Linked DNA regions of Homo sapiens: region 1 is linked to region 2. A link is a loop called in an ENCODE intact Hi-C map of the cell type or tissue named here. Cell type or tissue: dorsolateral prefrontal cortex. All regions are shown on one strand. Links, peaks and the distances in the headings refer to the core of each region. The heading gives the core; the rest is flanking DNA.

Region 1 (8,330 bases), core at 233-8,232, 110 kb after region 2:
CCCATCTCTCTCCCCTTCCCCTGGTTTACCCTGACAGTGTACTTACCACTGCCTGTCATCCCACTGTGTATTTATTTATTGTCTTGCTCTAGACGCTGAGTCTGTGAGCACAGAAACCATGCCTGGTTTTGCTCACCATGCTATCCTCCATGCCCCAGCCAATTTCTGGCCCAGAGTAGATGCTCATTAAATCATTGTTGAACGAATGCTCAGCTGTGGGACTGGGGGTTGGGTGGCTGAGGAATGGCACCTGGGAGGGGTTGCTGAGGAGGCTGTGGGCCCTGGTGATTTCTCATTGACGCTTTTCTCACTCAATCCTTGGGTCTTGGAGAGATGGGAAGTGGCAGTTGACTCTGGGGCAGCTGTTTAAGTCTGACATAGCAGGAGCCAGAAAAAAAGGTGGCCGTGCATGGGCGGCCGTCCTATCTGCCAGTCAGAGACGCTCTGCTGCAAGGACGGGGAGTTGGGGAGGGTCCCTGGGGCCACCCTACCTTCCCTCGTCCTCCGTTTTACTATAATAACATCTCACCTTCACCAAACACTGACTGGGTCCAGGCGAAGTTTTTTTTTTGTTTTTTTTTTTTTGAGATGGAGTCTCACTCTGTCACCCAGGCTGGAGTGCATTGGGGTGATCTCCGTTCACTGCAGCCTCTGCCTCCCAGGTTCAAGCAATTCTCCTGCCTCAGCTACCCGAGTAGCTGGGACCACAGGCGCCCACCACCATGCCAGGCAAATTTTTGTATTTTTAGTTGCGACGGGGGTTTCACCATATTGGCGAGGCTGGTCTCGAACTCCTGACCTCAAATGATCCGCCCGCCTCGGCCTCCCAGAGTGCTGGGATTACAGGCGCAAGCCACCTCGCCTGGCCCAGGCACAGTTCTAATTGCCTTATGTGGATTAACTCACTTAACCCTCGCAACGAGCCTTTGAGGGTAAGCACACATAGCATCCCCCACTTATAGGTGAGGAGACTGAGGCACAGGCACTTAAGTAACATACCCAAGACCACACAGCTAGTTCATGGAAAAACTGGAATTTGAAGCCAGGTAGCTCTGGCTCGAGAACCCCTGAGCTCAATCACTGTGCTTGAGTGAGCCCCGCTGTGCCAGAGCCAGAGGGAGGAGGGCCTGGCCTGAGCTTCTTTTGGAGAAACTGGGCTAGAACTTAGGCCTCCTGACTCTGGGAAGGGACTCCTGCCATAACCTCACAGAGGGTGGCTGAGTGGGAAAGGTGTGGGGTTTTCAATCCTGTCCCAGCCAATTCAGCAGCAGTCTATAGAATCCTGCTGGGCCCAGAGTGCTGCAAGCTGGAGCCCCTGCCCTGACAGCAATGGGCACTGAGGATGAGGCCAGGGTCACCCATGTTCCCTGGGCCCACCCTTTGTCCTTTGAGTCTTACTAGAAAGAACTGGGGCACAACCCCAGCTTCTCTGTCCTCAGCCTCTGAGCCTGGGGAAGGGGATGGCAGAGTTGACAGTGGCTTATCTAGGTGACATCAGAATTGCAGCCACCTGGGCTTAGGCTTCCCAGACTTGAAGCATCTGCTTGTCTGTGAGTTTTGAAGCCACCCCAGCCCTGGCCACCCTGCTACCTGTCTCCAGGGTCTTCTTGCCTCGGGAAGTTCAAGGCACCTGGCGATACCTTGCAATGGAATGAGTATCCTGCCTGGAGCCAGAATAGCTGGATAGACATTAGGCTCTGACACCTGCTTGCTAGGTGACCCGGGGCAAGTTGCTAAGCATCTCTGAGTCCCTATTTTTCCATCTCTAAAACTGTTTAGCTTTTTAAAGGGCTGTTGTGAGAATTTTCTTTTTTCTTTTTTTTTTTTGAGATGGAGTCTTGCTCTGTTGCCCAGGCTGGAGTGCAGTGGTGTGGTCTTGGCTCACTGCAACCTCCACCTCCCAGGTTCAAGCGATTCTCCTACCTTAGCCTCCCAAGTAGCTGGGATTACAGGCGCCTGCCACCATGCCTGGCTAATTTTTGTATTTTTGGTAGAGATGGGGTTTCACCATGTTGGCCAAGCTGGTCTCGAACTCCTGACCTCAGGTGATCTGCCTGCCTTGGCCTCCCAAAGTGCTGGGATTACAGGCGTCAGCCACCATGCCTGGCCTAGTTTGAGAATTTTATGTGATAAATTAAGTCAGAGCTTCTCCAGCTTTTCCACTAAAGCAAAACCTAATGGCAAAAGAGAGTAAGCTGTATCCTGGGGTTTGAGGGTATAGCTTAAAGCAGATAGCCACAAGCTCAGAATTTATTTGAAGTCTTACTGTAGCTTAAAAATTCAGGTGCATTTTGCATTCTGCTCCATAATGTATCCATGTTGTTTCTTTTAACACAGTGTTTTAAGTTACTTATCATTGGGTAATTTCAGTGCCAGCAAGATGGGCCGTGTTTGTCATGTGGCTCTGCATACTCCCTGGCCCACGGGTGGGAGCCCCCAAGGGTTGTGTGTATTCAGTTGAAGAAGCATTCGTGTAAGTAAAAGTGCTCTAGAAAGAACAGAAAAAAAGCGACATAAAGGTCAGAGAGTTTTAATGTGAATGTTGGCAGTAATGGAAACACATCCGTCAGTTAGCAAGATGGATGAACGGAAGATGAAAAAGGGAAGGCAAGGGGAGAGGTAGGAATAGAAATGGGATGGGGCGCTGGTCAGGCAGTGAATGCAAATCCCAAGTGGGCTAGGCTCAACTCCTAAGCAAAGGGGGAGATTCAGAAGCCGGGGGGTTGAAACCCAGGACACTGGTCAGCAGGCACTGGGGCTCCCTAGCCTGTCTGTTATACCATTGAGGAAGCCACTGGCTTCCACTGTTATAGTGGGTCATATACTTTTACTTACTTTTTGGCTTAGGGTAGCTTTCCTGTAAGCCTTCCCTCTCCCCCTGAGAGTGTCCTTTTTAGCACCAGGGGTGGTCTCTCTATATTCCTTTCATGGCCATGGGGCTTAGTATGCAACGTCCCTCCAGCAACCTCCCAAAGTCCTCCTTGCTTGGAGACCCCTCGTGTCAATGCTCATCGGAGGGCTATGGCAATGTCCCATAATCCTTCAGGTGAGTATGCAGATTAGGCTCTGCTGTGACCTGGGCACAGGTGCAAACCTTTAGTCTCCTTTCTGCTCCTTTTGGTATCTTTTTAAAAATTACAAAGCTTCCATGCAGAAATGTGCACACGTCACAATATTACAAAATGTCTGAAAGCAAATATTTCCCAAAGAATTGTGGGAACACAAGCAAACACCTTTCTTTCGTTCTCTGTTATTTCTGGATGAAAGCAGATAATGAGTTACCCTTTTCACAATCAATGTTCAGTGAATTTTTGGCTACATTTTTCGGAGCAAATATAAACAGGGTAAGTTGAAGGCATGGATTATTGCAAAATAAAATTGGGATACATGAAGCTTAAAAGTCTTAATTTTAAAACTAGTCCTCACAATAGACCAGAACTTGATCCTCTCTAATTCTTTGCAAACAGCGTTTGCATTTTATTATCAAATGTGTCTTATATCAGCGTAGGATGAGATTTGGCTCATGTTTTTGCATAAATATAATAAAAGGAGGCTTCCCAGTGAACATAGATTTGGGAAATAGTGTTTACTTATTTCTCTCAATTCAAAAGAGTGTGAACTGGAAATTTTTTGTTTCAGTAATTTTTTCTTTTGAACACAAAGGCTGTGTATTGTTTCTTTCTACAAAGAACACAAGCCAATCTGGGGACAATTATGGTTTTGTATTTCTCTCTGGGGAGCACAGGCTCATGCTGTGAACTTGCCGATCAGCAAACCAGGCTCCATGCCACCAGATGGGATGTGAACTTGGCATGGGGATGACCAAAATCCTGGGATCCAGACTCAGGACAGGCAGCTAGCCTCCCCTGGGGCAGGCAGGGACCAGAAGAGCCCCAGAGGGTCTTGTAGAACAGAGGCGGAGGAGGAGAGGACAGAAAGGACAGGGAGACAACCAAGGTATGAGGTGGGAAGTTCTAACATTCCTCTTTGTGCTATTCCGTCCTTCCAGGAATTACAGGTAGGGGAGATGCTGGTTTTGGGTGAGCTCTGGAATTTCAAAGAGGTTACCTTGGGTCTAGAGCAGATAGGAAACTATAGAGAAGCAGTGAAGGGCCTGGAGTCAGCCAGACCTAAGCCAGACCTGAGTCCTTTCTCTGCTGCTCATGGTAGCTCTTGACCATGGGCACTTGATGTCAACTCTTTGAGCCTCCATTTCCTTGTCCTGTAGAATGGGGTAATAATAGGACTTTAGAAGATTGTTGTGAAGGTTTACTGGAGAAAAGAAAAATGTGTAAGAAACACTTTACTTGGTGCCTGGTCCATATTTGCCAGCTCTTGGTTGTTAGTTCAAGCTGAGCAGAAGCACCCACATGCAGAAGGATTTGACAGTTCTGGACCTGGGCCTCAGTCTACTTTGCATTAGAGTAAATTATGTATGTCTGTCGTGATTATAGTTAGAAGCTCCCAGAGGGTTGGAAACTCCAAGCTCAGATACCTCAAATACTAGGTAATTGTGTTTTGAGTTGCACTAAATTTAATTCCTCCTTTAAACCAGTAATTTCAGCTCCACTGGTTACCTTCCTTTCTTTCTTTTTTTTTTTTTTGAGACGAAGTCTTGCCCTGTCACCCAGGCTGAAGTGCAATGGTGCAGTCTCGGCTCACTGCAACCTCTGCCTCCTGGGTTCAAACAATTCTCCTGCCTCAGCCTCCTGAGTAGCTTGAATTACAGGCGCCTGCCACCACGCCCAGCTAATTTTTGTGTTTTTAGTAGAGACGGGGGTTTCACCATATTGGCCAGGCTGGTCTCGAACTCTTGACCTCGTGATCTGCCTGCCTCGGCTTCCCAAAGTGCTGGGACTACAGGCGTGAACCACGGCGCCGGGTCCCCTTTTCAGGGTTGTTTCTGGCAGGGGAGGGTCCAGGTTCTTGACCACTTGTCTTTTTAGTACACTCTTCCTGCAATATGCACTCATTGTCACCAGGTGGCAGTAGAGTCCCAGGCCGCTTTGGGGAGCCGGGCCATAGCAAAGATTTCCATCCTTGGGAGACATTTAAAAATGGATTTCTACTTATTAAACCAGTTCAATGAGATTAACCTACTTACCACCCTCAACTTTAAGCATGGCAAGCATCAGAGCAGCTAATGAGACAAAATACAAAGTGTTTGGTACACTCAATTATCTTTTCTGGACTAATCCCTAAAGAGCGTCTAATCCGGTGCTCCCATTCCTCAGGGAAGGCATTCTCTTCTCTCAACACTCAGGTTCACTCCACTTGGTGTCACCACTCCCTGTAGCTTCCTTTTGCTCTGGCTTTTGTTCACTCGTTCAGCCAACCTTGAGGTGCATCTTCTCCGTGTGGACCCCATGCAGGGGAGTGCTCAGCCGGGGGAGGGAAGGGGAAGGGCTATGGAAACAGAGAGGGGGGTCACAAACCCAAGTGCCTTCCATGGCCAGGGTGGTAATGGAGATGGGTGAATTGGGTCTGAGTAAGAAGAACAGGGAGTTGGGGAGGGGCAACCTGGAGACTTGGGGCCCCACCTAGAGGGTGGCAGCTGCCACTCAGTTCCACGTGATTGTTGCAAGGTGGGAATGTGGCACAACACTGCCATATCTTCCTATTCTTCAAGATAAATTAAATGTTTAGGTTTTATATCTATATCTATATCTATATCTATCTATCTATCTATATCTATCTATCTATCTATCTATATATATATATCTATATATATATATATCTATATCTATCTATATATATATATAAAACATCTCTTACTTTAAAATTGTGGGCCTGGTTTGACTCTCGTGCTGTGAGTTTGAGACTCTGAAATAGAGGCTTATGGCACAGTGTGATAGAGTGGTAAAGAAGCTGTGTCCAGAGAACTGTGGGAGCCCAGAGGAGGGAGCCCCAATTCTGTCTGGAGCATTCATTCATTATTCATTCAGTAAATATTTACTGCATTCCTATCGTGTGCAGAATGCCTGGGATTCATAGTCGAACAAGATACACAGAATCCTTACCTCCATGGCGTGCACAGCTCATTAGGGGAGGCAAATACCGAACGCTGAATGATGTTATGTATGATTTGGTTGGATATTGTATAGAATAATCTGAGGGACAAATTTACAGTGCAATGAGCGTCCGCGGGTGGGTCAGGGAGGCCTTCCCTGAGGAAGTGATGTTTGGTCTGAGATCTGAAGGATGAATAGGAGTATAACTTGTCCATTGACCAGGCCAGCCACTGGCCATTTAGTTCCAGAAATGAGCTAAATGCCCACTGGGGAGGGTATAACTCAGAAAGGGCCATGATCTGGAGAAGAGGACACTTGCTGGGAAGGTGTCCCAGACGGTCAAAGTTGGACCCTTTTCCTCCATAGAATGTGCAGGACAGAGCAGAAATCCACTGGGGAAGAGACGAGGGAGCAGAGCAGCTTCCCTGCTTCCTTCCACCCAGAGCATGTGCTGTGAGAGCAGTGGGTGCCCAGGCCAGCAAAGGAGAGGCTTTGGGAGGGTCTGGGGAGAGTGGACAGCTCCTTCAAAGACCAGAGAGAGGGTCTCAGGCTAGCATTTTGGGAAGGAAAATTGGGGCAGAGAATGGAGGTCCCCGGCTCTCAGGCCAACAAGATTCCAAATTCCATCAGAAGGATGAGCAGTGCTCACAGGGGAGCTGAAGGCTGAGGACTCTGGGGCTGAGGAGGCTCCAGGCCCACAGTTACAGCAGGAAGGCTTGGAAGTCAGGTGCACAAAGTTTGACATATAGGAGAATAAGCTCTCCTGATCTGGTTTTGTATTCTGTTTCCCTGCTGATGAACTGTGTGATCTTAAGCAACTTACTTAAACTCTCTGAGCTTCAGCATTGTCATTTGTGGGATGGACATTTTCTGTCTGCTTTGTGGATGGGGTGATTAAATGGGATTAGGAAGGTAAGGGCCTAGCACTGTGCCTGACTCGCAGTTGATGTTCAATAAATTTGTGTTCCATTCCTCTGCCTCCTGCTCCTCTTCCAAGTAGAATAATTGCTCCCAGGAAACTCCTGTCTTCTGTTGCTCTCACATCCACCAACCCCAGGGCACAGCCCCCAGGACCTCAAAGTCACAAGTCCCCACTCCTGCCTGTGTCTCCTCTCCATCCTCTGCTTCATCCGGGGCTCACCCTGGCCACTCCTTTTGCACATACCTTTTTATAAAATAGACTACACATTCAACAGCAGACACAATCATACGTTTCCAGAATATCCTCTTTGGAACAGAGAAAAATAAGTCATGCTCTCCCCAGTCCTGGATCTCTAAGAGCATGGGTGGGGAAGGAGAGTTGTGCTGAATCCTGGCTCTGACATTCCCCAGTGTGCAACCTTGGGCACCATAATATGCGGAAAGGTGAAACAGTTTACAGATGCTACTGTTTTTATTTTGCAGGATGTTTTCTGATATGAATACTGAGGTCAGGAGGTTTTCCTTAGCACTTATTACTTTTTTCTATTAAGTGGAGGACTTGGGTGGTTTCCACCCACGGACCTGACTGTTGAATGAATTTAACAGTCTCCATCAGTCCGCAAGCAAGTGCACCCTGGTTTTGCCGTCTGCTCAGCTGGTGTGAGGCTCCAGGGTGAGAGGCAGGCAAAGGAGATATTCTTGCTAGAACCTTCCCTCAAGGAGCCTTCTGGAAGGCAGGCCACAGTTCTAATGCTGGATCCTCTGCTGGTTGGTGGTGGGACCCAAAGCACTTGGCTGCCTGGCCCTGACCCTCACCTTCCTCAGGGAGGACGTCATGTTGTTATAGACATAATGCTCACATTAGGGGCTCAATCAGCCGTTGGCTATTGCTATTACTATTCATATAATGAGATCATGTGTGTGAATCACACGCACATACTTTGCACAGAATAAGGGGTCAATTTGTGGTAGCAATTTATTTATTTATTCCATACCCCTCACTTCTCCCCTTCCTGACCTCAGGTAACCACTAATATACTCTTTATCTTCATGAGATCCCCTTCTTAAGCTGCCACCTATGAGTGAGAACATGTGATATTTGTCTTTCTGTGCCTAATTGATTTCACTTAACCTCATGGCCTCCAGTTCCATCCATGTTGCTGCAAACGACAGGATTTTATACTTTTTTTTATGGCTGAATAATATTCCATGGTGTATGTATTCCACATTCTCTTTATCCATTCATCTCTTGATGGGCACTTAGGTTGATTCCGTCTCTCAGCTACTGTGAAGAGTGCTACAATGAACACAGGAGTGCAGATTATCTCTTTGATGTATTGATTTCCTTTCTTTTGGATCTATACCCAGTAGCGGGCTTGCTGATCATATGGTGGTTCT
Region 2 (8,330 bases), core at 262-8,261:
AATGATAACAAGGTGATCAGCCAAGGATAGTGTCCCAGGGATACGTAGACATGCTGCTGCAGAGACACAAGTAGACACAGACATGGGAGCTACCATTACACAAAGCACAGAGACAAACACACACCTATCCTCACCCCAAAGACATGTACAAAGTCAGGCTTGACACACCAGATCCACAACTGTGAGTTCATCTTTGAGGGGTTTGCTAAGGCCAGAGGTGTGCCCCAACTCCTTGACCTTGTAACTTTGCTCCCTGGGACCGTGGGCTGCATGGCTGGGGCCGAGTCAGGGAGAACATCCTCTGCAGGTCACCCCAGCATTCCCTCTGCTCTGTCAGAATGTGACCCTTGGCACTACAGCTAGAGAGCCTGAGGCCAGCTATCAATAAGAATTGTCTGGCTGAGAAGCCAGTGGTGGGGCAGCTTTCTGCAGTTAGGGCTGCCACTTACCACCCCAGGCCTGAGTGACTGGTGAGGCAGACACACCTGGTTTGGGGCAGGGAGCTGTTCTACCCCAGGCCAAACTCTTATCCTCTCCCAAGACCAGGGTCTCGGAGTCACCAGGGGCCCTCCCCTGGTATGCTTAGACAGCTCCCCTGGTGAGCTCAGTGTGATGCCTATTATGGGTGGTGCATGTAAATATCTGCTGTGGATGATAAGTGCCTTGCAACCGGAGGGATAGTGATTAGACCTCAGGGGCTACTTCTAGATTGTGAGGGGGTGTGAGGAACAACAGAGGAGTAAAAGGAACAGCAGCAAGGAGGATCCTGGGATTTGGTGAGGGGCTACATTCCTGGGAGATGTGGTAGAAGGAGCTTGCTGTGTGCCAGGCACGATTCCGAAGCATGTTACATGTGTTAACTCCATTAATCCTTCTAACACTCAGTGAAGCAGGTGTCTTGAGTATCCCATTTTACAGATGCAGAACTTAAATACTTTGTGCAATTCACACAGCTTGGAAGTGGCGGAAGCTGATAGGAGCCCAGACAGATGGACCTCAGAATCTGCTCCATCATAGCACTCACTGATGGTCTGGCCCTGTCTGTTTCTCCAGACTGGGAGCTCCTTGAGTACGATGCTAGTGACTCCTTCTCCCTTGTGTTCCCAGGAGCCAGCACGGGGGAGTATCTGGTAGTTGCTCACCACGTCTGGAAGGAAGAAAGGAAGGACATAAGGAAGGGAAGAAGAGAGGGAGAGACAAAGGAAGAAAGTATTGGAGGGCGGGATGTGGTGGCTCACACATGTAATCCCAGAACTTTGGGAGGCCAAGGCGGGCAGATCACTTGAGGTTGGGAGTTGGAGACCAGCCTGACCAACATGGTGAAACCCCATCTCTACGAAATATACAGAAATTAGCCGGGTGTGGTGGCGTGCATCTGTAGTCCCAGCTACTCAGGAGGCTGAGGCAGGAGAATCGCTTGAACCCAGGAGGGGGAGGTTGCAGTGAGCTGAGATTGTGCCATTGCACTCTAGACTGGGCAACAGAGTAAGACTCCATCTTAAAAAAAAAAAAAGTGTTAGAGGCAGGGGCTTGTGCAGAGGGTCTTGGGGCATTTCAGACCTACCATCCTGTCCCTGTATTGCATTCCCTGCCTGTTGGGTGCCCTCCTATGCCTGCCACCACCCCTGGATCCTCCAGGTCTCCCGAAGCTCAGCTGCCTCCTTGTCCAATTTCATTTTCTCACCAGACAAATGAGGGGCTGGATCCGCCTTTCCATTCACACAGGCAGTTGTCAGCTGCAGTGGCATCTGTTCTTGTTGGAAAAATTAAGAAGGAAGTGAAAGAAGCCACAGCCCTAGAGCGGATGGCTAGGGAATCTGGGTCTGGCCTCTCCTGCGAAGACCTTTCCTGTCTCCCGTAGGAGGTGCCTGGGAGGCAGCTCAGGGCCGCAATGGACATGGGTTCTCCACCAACATTCTCTTCCCTTGAGAGGGAAGTGTGGGCCACAGGCAGTGGCTCACATCTGTAATTCCAGCACTTTGAGAGGCCACGGCGGGTGATCGGGTGGATCATTTGATCCTAGGAGTGGGACCAGCCTGGGCGACATGGCAAAACCCCGTCTCTACAAGAAAATTAGCCGGGCGTGGTGGCACGCACCTGTAGACCCAGCTACTCAGGAAGCTGAGGTGGAGGATCTATTGAGGCCTGGGAGGTGGAGGCTGCAGTGAGCCACTGTGCCACTGCACTCCAGCCTGGGCAACAGAGCGAGACCTTGTCTCAAAAAGAAGACAACGACAACAAACAAACAAACAAACAAACAAAAAACCGGAAAATGTGGTTAACATGGTTAACAGTATGGCCTCTGGAGCCAACTCCTGGGCAGGATCCCAGCTCTAGACTGACAGCTGTATGTTTGCTTGGGCAAGTTATCTAACCTCTCCGTACCTTAGGTTTCCCATCTAGCTCATAATAATGTTGTGAGGGTTAAATGAATTGATATATGTAAAACATGTGGAATCGAATACACATCTGGTACCTAGTAAGCATGTGCTTTAGTAGTGTCATAGCTGTTATTTTTTCTCTTCCTTGCCCTAGGGATTGCTTCTCTGAGGGAGGCACTCAGCCTACTGGTGTGGTGCACCCAGAGACAGAAGAGCTTTCTATGGACTGGGCAGGTTGGAGAAGGCTTCATTAATTCTACAGACCTTTATCGATCCCAGGTCCCTGAACCTCCCCCGCCCCACCGGGAACCCCAAGTCTAGAGCGGAGGGAGGCAGACACATAAACAGAGAATCAGTATAAGAGGCAAGTATGTAATGTTCAGGGGAAAAGAGGAGGTAGTGGCTAATGGATATGAAGGCTGGTGGAGGGAGGAGGTCAGAGAAGGCTTCCTGGAGGAGGTGGCATAAGTAGAAAGTAGAACTGCGAATGACAGTTTGCCAGGCAGTCCCAGGGTGGAAGGCCTTCCGGGAGACTAAGAAGAGATGTGCTCTGGGCAGCAGGAGCCCGGCTGTGAGGAGCCTGGGCTTTATCCTAAGGGCAGGAGGGAGCACCAAGGGCTGTGGAGTAGCAAGGACATAGGCAGCTGGAGGAAGGTGGCTTGGGCAGCTGTTGGAAGATGGCTGGGCATGGGAGGACTTGTCAGTTCCCTTCCTTATTCATCTCTGCAGCCCCAGCTGCCAGGACTGGTCAGTCCAGCACAGCATTGCTGGCTACCACTGAGTAGATGAACAAAGGAAAATACCTGTGATCATCTAGGCCTGAGACAGCTGGGACCAGAGAGGTAGCTGGGGTTTTGTAGGAGGGTGCAGAGCTGACGGTTTGTGGACTCTTGCAGAAGGTGTGGGGACTTCTCTTGAGGGTCATGTGCTTCTGGCTCCCCTAACAGCTCAGCCTGGGGTTGCCCTGTGTGGGAGAGGCAGGTCATGCCAGCAGCTGGGCCTGACTGGCTCTGTCCAGCAGGGGGCAGCCGCAGTGCGCAGATGGGCGTGCCCGGCGCCTTTTCTAAGTGCCACCAGCACTTAGAAAAGGGTCTTCGTGGTGGGTGGGTCGGACCCAGTGTGGCAAGGGCTTCCTTGGCGAGCTGAAGGGCAGAGAGGGGGCACCTTCACACCCTCAGGATCTTGTTGATTGGGGCAGTCCTGCGGAGACCAGGGATGCCCGCAAGACCCTGGGAAGCCTAAGTAATTTTCAACCCTGGGAGCACATTAGAGTAGCCTGGGGAGTGTTAAAAACCCACCCAGGCCTGGTGCCCTCCCCAGATCCATGAATCAGAGTCTGAGGGTGGGGCTCAGGCACCAGTCATTAAAAAAAAAAAAAAAAAAAAAAATCTCCCCTGGCCAGGTGCGGTGTCTCACGCCCGTAATCCTAGCACTTTGGGAGGCCGAGGCGGGTGGATTACCTGAGGTCAGGAGTTCAAGACCAGCCTGGCCAACATGGTGAAACCCTGTCTCTACTAAAAATACAAAAAATTAGCCGGGTGCAGTGGCGTATGCCTCTAATCCCAGCTACTTGGGAGGCTGAGGCAGGAGAATCGCTTGAAATCGGGAGGTGGAGGTTGTGGTGAGCCGAGATCACGCCATTGCATTCCAGCCTGGGCAACAAGAGTGAGACTCTGTCTCAAAAACAAAAAAACCCAAAAACAAACAAACAAACAAAAAACTCCCCTGGCAATTCTCTTTTGTTTGTTTCTTTTTTTTCTTTTATTTTTTTAATTGAGACGGGGTCTCACTCTGTCACCCAGGCTGGAATGCAGTGGCACGATCCCTTGGCAATTCCAGTACGCACTGAATTGCCCAGTGGCAGGGGTTTGAGAGGAGTGAGCCAACAAATGTCAGGACCTTCTTTTCCCTCCTGTGGGGTAGGTCTGGGTCATTTAGATCTCATGCCCACTATAGTCACAGCAGGGGGTCCGACGGCCCTTGGCCCTTGGCCTCAAGGCTGAGAGAAGGTGGGGAGCAGGGTCGCCTGCAAGGAGACACCTGCTCCCACCTGCCAAGGATGAGGCATTCAGAGTGGCTGTGGGGTGTGCTCGGGAGTGTGTCTCAGCACCGCTGCGCGTGCGGGGGCACATCCCTGTGTGCAGGTGCTGGGTACCTACGTGCATGCAAGTGTGTCTGTCCGGCATGTGAAGGGGCTTTTGGGGCTGGTTCTGTCTGCCTGGCATGCTGGCTTTTGCCTCTGTGCTTTGTGTATGTGTTGGGACACGAGTGTTGCTCTGCGCCAGCAGCTGTGAGCTGTCTCTGTCTGCAGGTTGTCTCTGCATACACGTTGCCTCTGTGTCTTTTGTGTGTCATGGTGTGTGGCTATCTCAGGGCTGGCCTGTGCACATCTGTGTTCTTGGGTCTTTTAGAGCCAACGACGAATATGAAGCTCTGCTGTTTGAAGGTGTTTTTTCTCTTTCTTTCTCTCCTTCCAGCCTGATCAGTATGCTGCTCCCGTGCAGCCTCCCCAAAGACCACACACAGGCGAGTTCTGTGTGGACAGAGTCAAGTGTGGGCTTAGAAAGATCCACCACAGCCCCTCTAGGAGTAATACCTCCAGTCAGCCTCCCTCTAGGTGTGCAGCCGGTCTTGCTGGCCAGAGCCTCCTTGCGGCCGATGCAGCCAGCAACAGGCACCGTCGGCCCACCGAGCGTGCCAGGCCCACCGCCCCTCCCTGCCCACCATGTTGGAAAGGCCATAGGAGGGATCTCAGCTAAGCAGGGCCAGATGGAGACAGAAGGACCTCCCAAGCAGGCCAGTTTGGTGCCACTTTATGTCAATATTCTCTAAATATTTGTACAACATTTATTTAGTGGAGAAGGTAAAATGATATTCTGTTAGTTAAAAAAAACCCCAGTATATCTGCTTATAATAAAAAATGGAATTTATTGCATGCACCAAGCATCACATACATGTTAACTTAGCCTTTGATATCGGAGTTTTCCCATCATTTATAATTGGATGTACATTGTGATTCACTAAGGATGGAGGTAACTGTTACATAGCTGTGGATACGTAGTTTGTTCCCAGAGACATAACTCTTTTTTTGAGACGGAGTCTCGCACTGTTGCCCAGGCGCAGTCTCGGCTCACTGCAATCTCTGCCTCCTGGGTTCAAGTGATTCTCCTGCCTCAGCCTCCCGAGTAGCTGGGATTACAGGTGCCTACCACTAGGCCCAGTTAATTTTTGTATTTTTAGTAGAGACGGGGTTTCACCATATTGGCCAGGCTGGTCTTGAACTCCTGACCTCAGGTCATCTGCCCACCTTGGCATCCCAGTGCTGGGATTACAGGCATGAGCCAACGCGCCTGGCCCCAGAGACAGAAGTCTTTATCAGGCATTGTTTGGTTTGAAAATTTCAGCCAGCTCTGCAGGCCATGTTTACCCTAAACCAGTACTGCCTTTTTGTGAGTCAGACAAAGGTGCCTCATTCAGGCAGCTCCAGCCCCGTGGACATGGATATGCAGGTTTGGGAGTGGAGGTTGGCTGGGACCTCCCTCAGCCCTGTGTGTGGTGTGTAAGGGGCACCTGCCTGTGTGTGTGTGGTGGGCAGGCCAGCTTAGATGTGGGAGGGTGGGTGGTGTGTACTGGTTTGTGTGTTTTCATGGTGTGTCTGATGTTTGAGTACAAGGAACGTATATTGTTTTGGGTGGTGTGGGTCTGGATGGGGTGTGAGTTGCATGGAGTGTGTGATGTCTGGGTGTTTCCGGGGTAGTGAAGAATGGGTTTTGTGTGAGTGGTGATCATTTTTGGGGACATGGAGGTCAGTATGATATGAGTATCCAGCTGGTGGGATGTCAAGTGCATGCAAGGCAGGTGCCACGTGTGTGATTGTGGCATGTGCCTTCTATTGGGTCAGGTGAATTGGGTGTGCCTGTATGTGTGAGGGTGTGTGGTGTGTAATGCATGCCTGTGTGCGTGACTATGAATGGGATTCCCTGGGACAGGTTCAAGGTCTCAGCCCTCCAGTCTAGCACTTGCAAGCCTTGGCCAGGCCTCCCCAGGGCTCCTCCCAGCCTTTGGGCTGCCGCTGAGGTGGGGTGGGCTCTGAACTGCTGCTGCCCCAACCATACTGACCTTGGGAGGCCAGCAGGGTCCTGTCTGTGGGCTTGAAGGAAGCAGTCCTCTACAGTGGAGGGACAGTTGGATGGCAGTTTGCACAGGAGCTGTGCCCTGGCCCAGGAGACCACCTGGCCAGGGCACAGCTCCTGTGCCTATCTGGCGAGCCCAGTTGAGATTCTACTTCCCCACCCCTTATCCCAGACCGCTGTCTGGGTCACCACCACCTGAATGATTGCAGTCACTTTTAATTTGGCCTCCTTGCCTCTCCCCTGCACCCCTTCCCCTCCTTCTCCTATCCACTCTGCTAGCCACCCTGTGGCCAGTATGGTTTCTCAACACTCAAATCTGGGCACAGCCTCTTCACTTAAAACCCTTCTGTGGCCTCCCTACTGCCCACAGGATAAAGGCCAAGCTCCTTGGCCGGGCATTCAAGGCCCCTACAACTGGCCCTCATTTGCCTGTCCTAACTCCTCCCTCCACCCACACCATGCCCACGATGCTAAGGGCCACCTGGCACTATCTCCTTGGATGCCAGTGCAAGGTCCAGCCTCCAGCTCTTTCCTGCACTGAGCCTCCTACCCCTCTGGCTGGTGCCCTGTCCTCACCTGGCCTGGCCAAGCCCACAGCTTCCATCCCTGGAAGCCTCCCCTGCCCTTTTCAGGTGGAGCTGCTGGCTCCTTACCCAGAGTTAGCTTCAATCCTGGATGCAAGCTGCCCGCTGTGCATAGTCACAGTCAGCTGGGGTGTGTGTCCTCACTGAACGCTGCCTCCTCTGGGGCTATCTCAGGGATGTGCCTGGGTCAGCCTAGCCCCTCAGAATCTGACTCCAGATTCTCGGGGATCCACCCTGAGTGGGGCTCCAGGGCCCACTCGCCCACTGGTGAGGGCAACGCTTGGAGATGGTGGCGTTTTCTCTCGTCTCCGTTCAGGCAGGCGGCTGGCCTGAGCTGCCTTGAGACTGGAAGAGACTTTGTCTGCAAGACACTTCTCCATTCAGGTTTTATTTCCCTAAAGCTGAAGCCTCCCCTGGGAATTAAGCTGTGTGATCTGGTGGGAAAAGTGAGGGAACATTGAAAAGAGGAGGGATTCCCCTGACTGCAGGGAGGATGGTTACAAACTCTGGAGACTGGGAGGGAAGGAACATCTGGCATTGCCCAGGCAGAGGGGCTTGTGTCTGTTCCCCTGCAGGGCCTTGTAGGAGGTAGGATTTCCAAGGGGCTCTTTGGGTCCCAGCCTTGCCAATATGCTAAAGTAGCCCTGGGGTTGGGGGTCAGTGGGTGTCTGTCTCAGTCCATTTGCATTGCTATGAAGGAATACCTGAGGCAGGGTAATTTTAAAGAAAAGAGGTTTACTTGGCTCATGGTTCTTCAGGCTGTACTGGAAGCATGGTGGCGGCAAAGGTGCTGCCCCAGGTGAGGGCTGCAGGATGCTTCCACTCATGGCAGAAAGGAGAGGGGACCTGTGTGCAGAGATAACATGTGTAGACAAAGAGAGAGGGAGAGGGGGAGGGAGGGAGAGAGAGAAAGGAAGCGAGGGAGAGAGAGAGGGAGGGAGGGAAAGAAGGAGGGAGGGAGGGAGAGAGGGAGGGAGGGAGAGAAAGAGGGAGGGGGAGGGAGAGGGAGGGAGAGGGGTGAGAGAGATGGGGGAGAGACAGAGAGGGAAGGGGGAGAGAGAGGAAAGGGGGAGAGAGAGAGGAAAGGGGGAGAAAGAGAGAGGAAAGGGGGAGAAAGAGAGAGGGAAGGGGGAGAGAGAGAGGAAAGGGGGAGAAAGAGGGATGGGGGAGAGAGAGAGGGAGAAGGGGAGAGGGAGAGAAAGAGCGGGAGAGAAGAGGGAAAGGGAGGGAGA

What was found. Peaks named below come from ENCODE experiments on the same cell type or tissue, not always from the same donor. Only the 100,000 strongest peaks of a DNase experiment are listed, where the experiment ranks them.
Region 1: it touches region 2 in a loop (3-fold over the local background); 5 of 110 quality-filtered maps call a loop at or near these places.

The regions. Positions count from the first base shown.
Region 1 is chr1:37,320,617-37,328,946 of GRCh38, reverse strand. No RefSeq gene overlaps it. Among named protein-coding and RNA genes, the nearest start is that of LITATS1, 150 kb to the left of the region's middle. In dorsolateral prefrontal cortex, for the core only: CTCF peaks have their summits at 3,698 and 4,977 (motif pointing right); a DNase peak (open chromatin) is centred at 3,796; H3K4me3 peaks cover 473 bases; H3K27ac peaks cover 1,400 bases; H3K27me3 peaks cover 969 bases.
Region 2 is chr1:37,429,545-37,437,874 of GRCh38, reverse strand. No RefSeq gene overlaps it. Among named protein-coding and RNA genes, the nearest start is that of LITATS1, 41 kb to the left of the region's middle. In dorsolateral prefrontal cortex, for the core only: CTCF peaks have their summits at 3,189 and 3,398 (motif pointing right); a DNase peak (open chromatin) is centred at 3,404; H3K27me3 peaks cover 1,568 bases.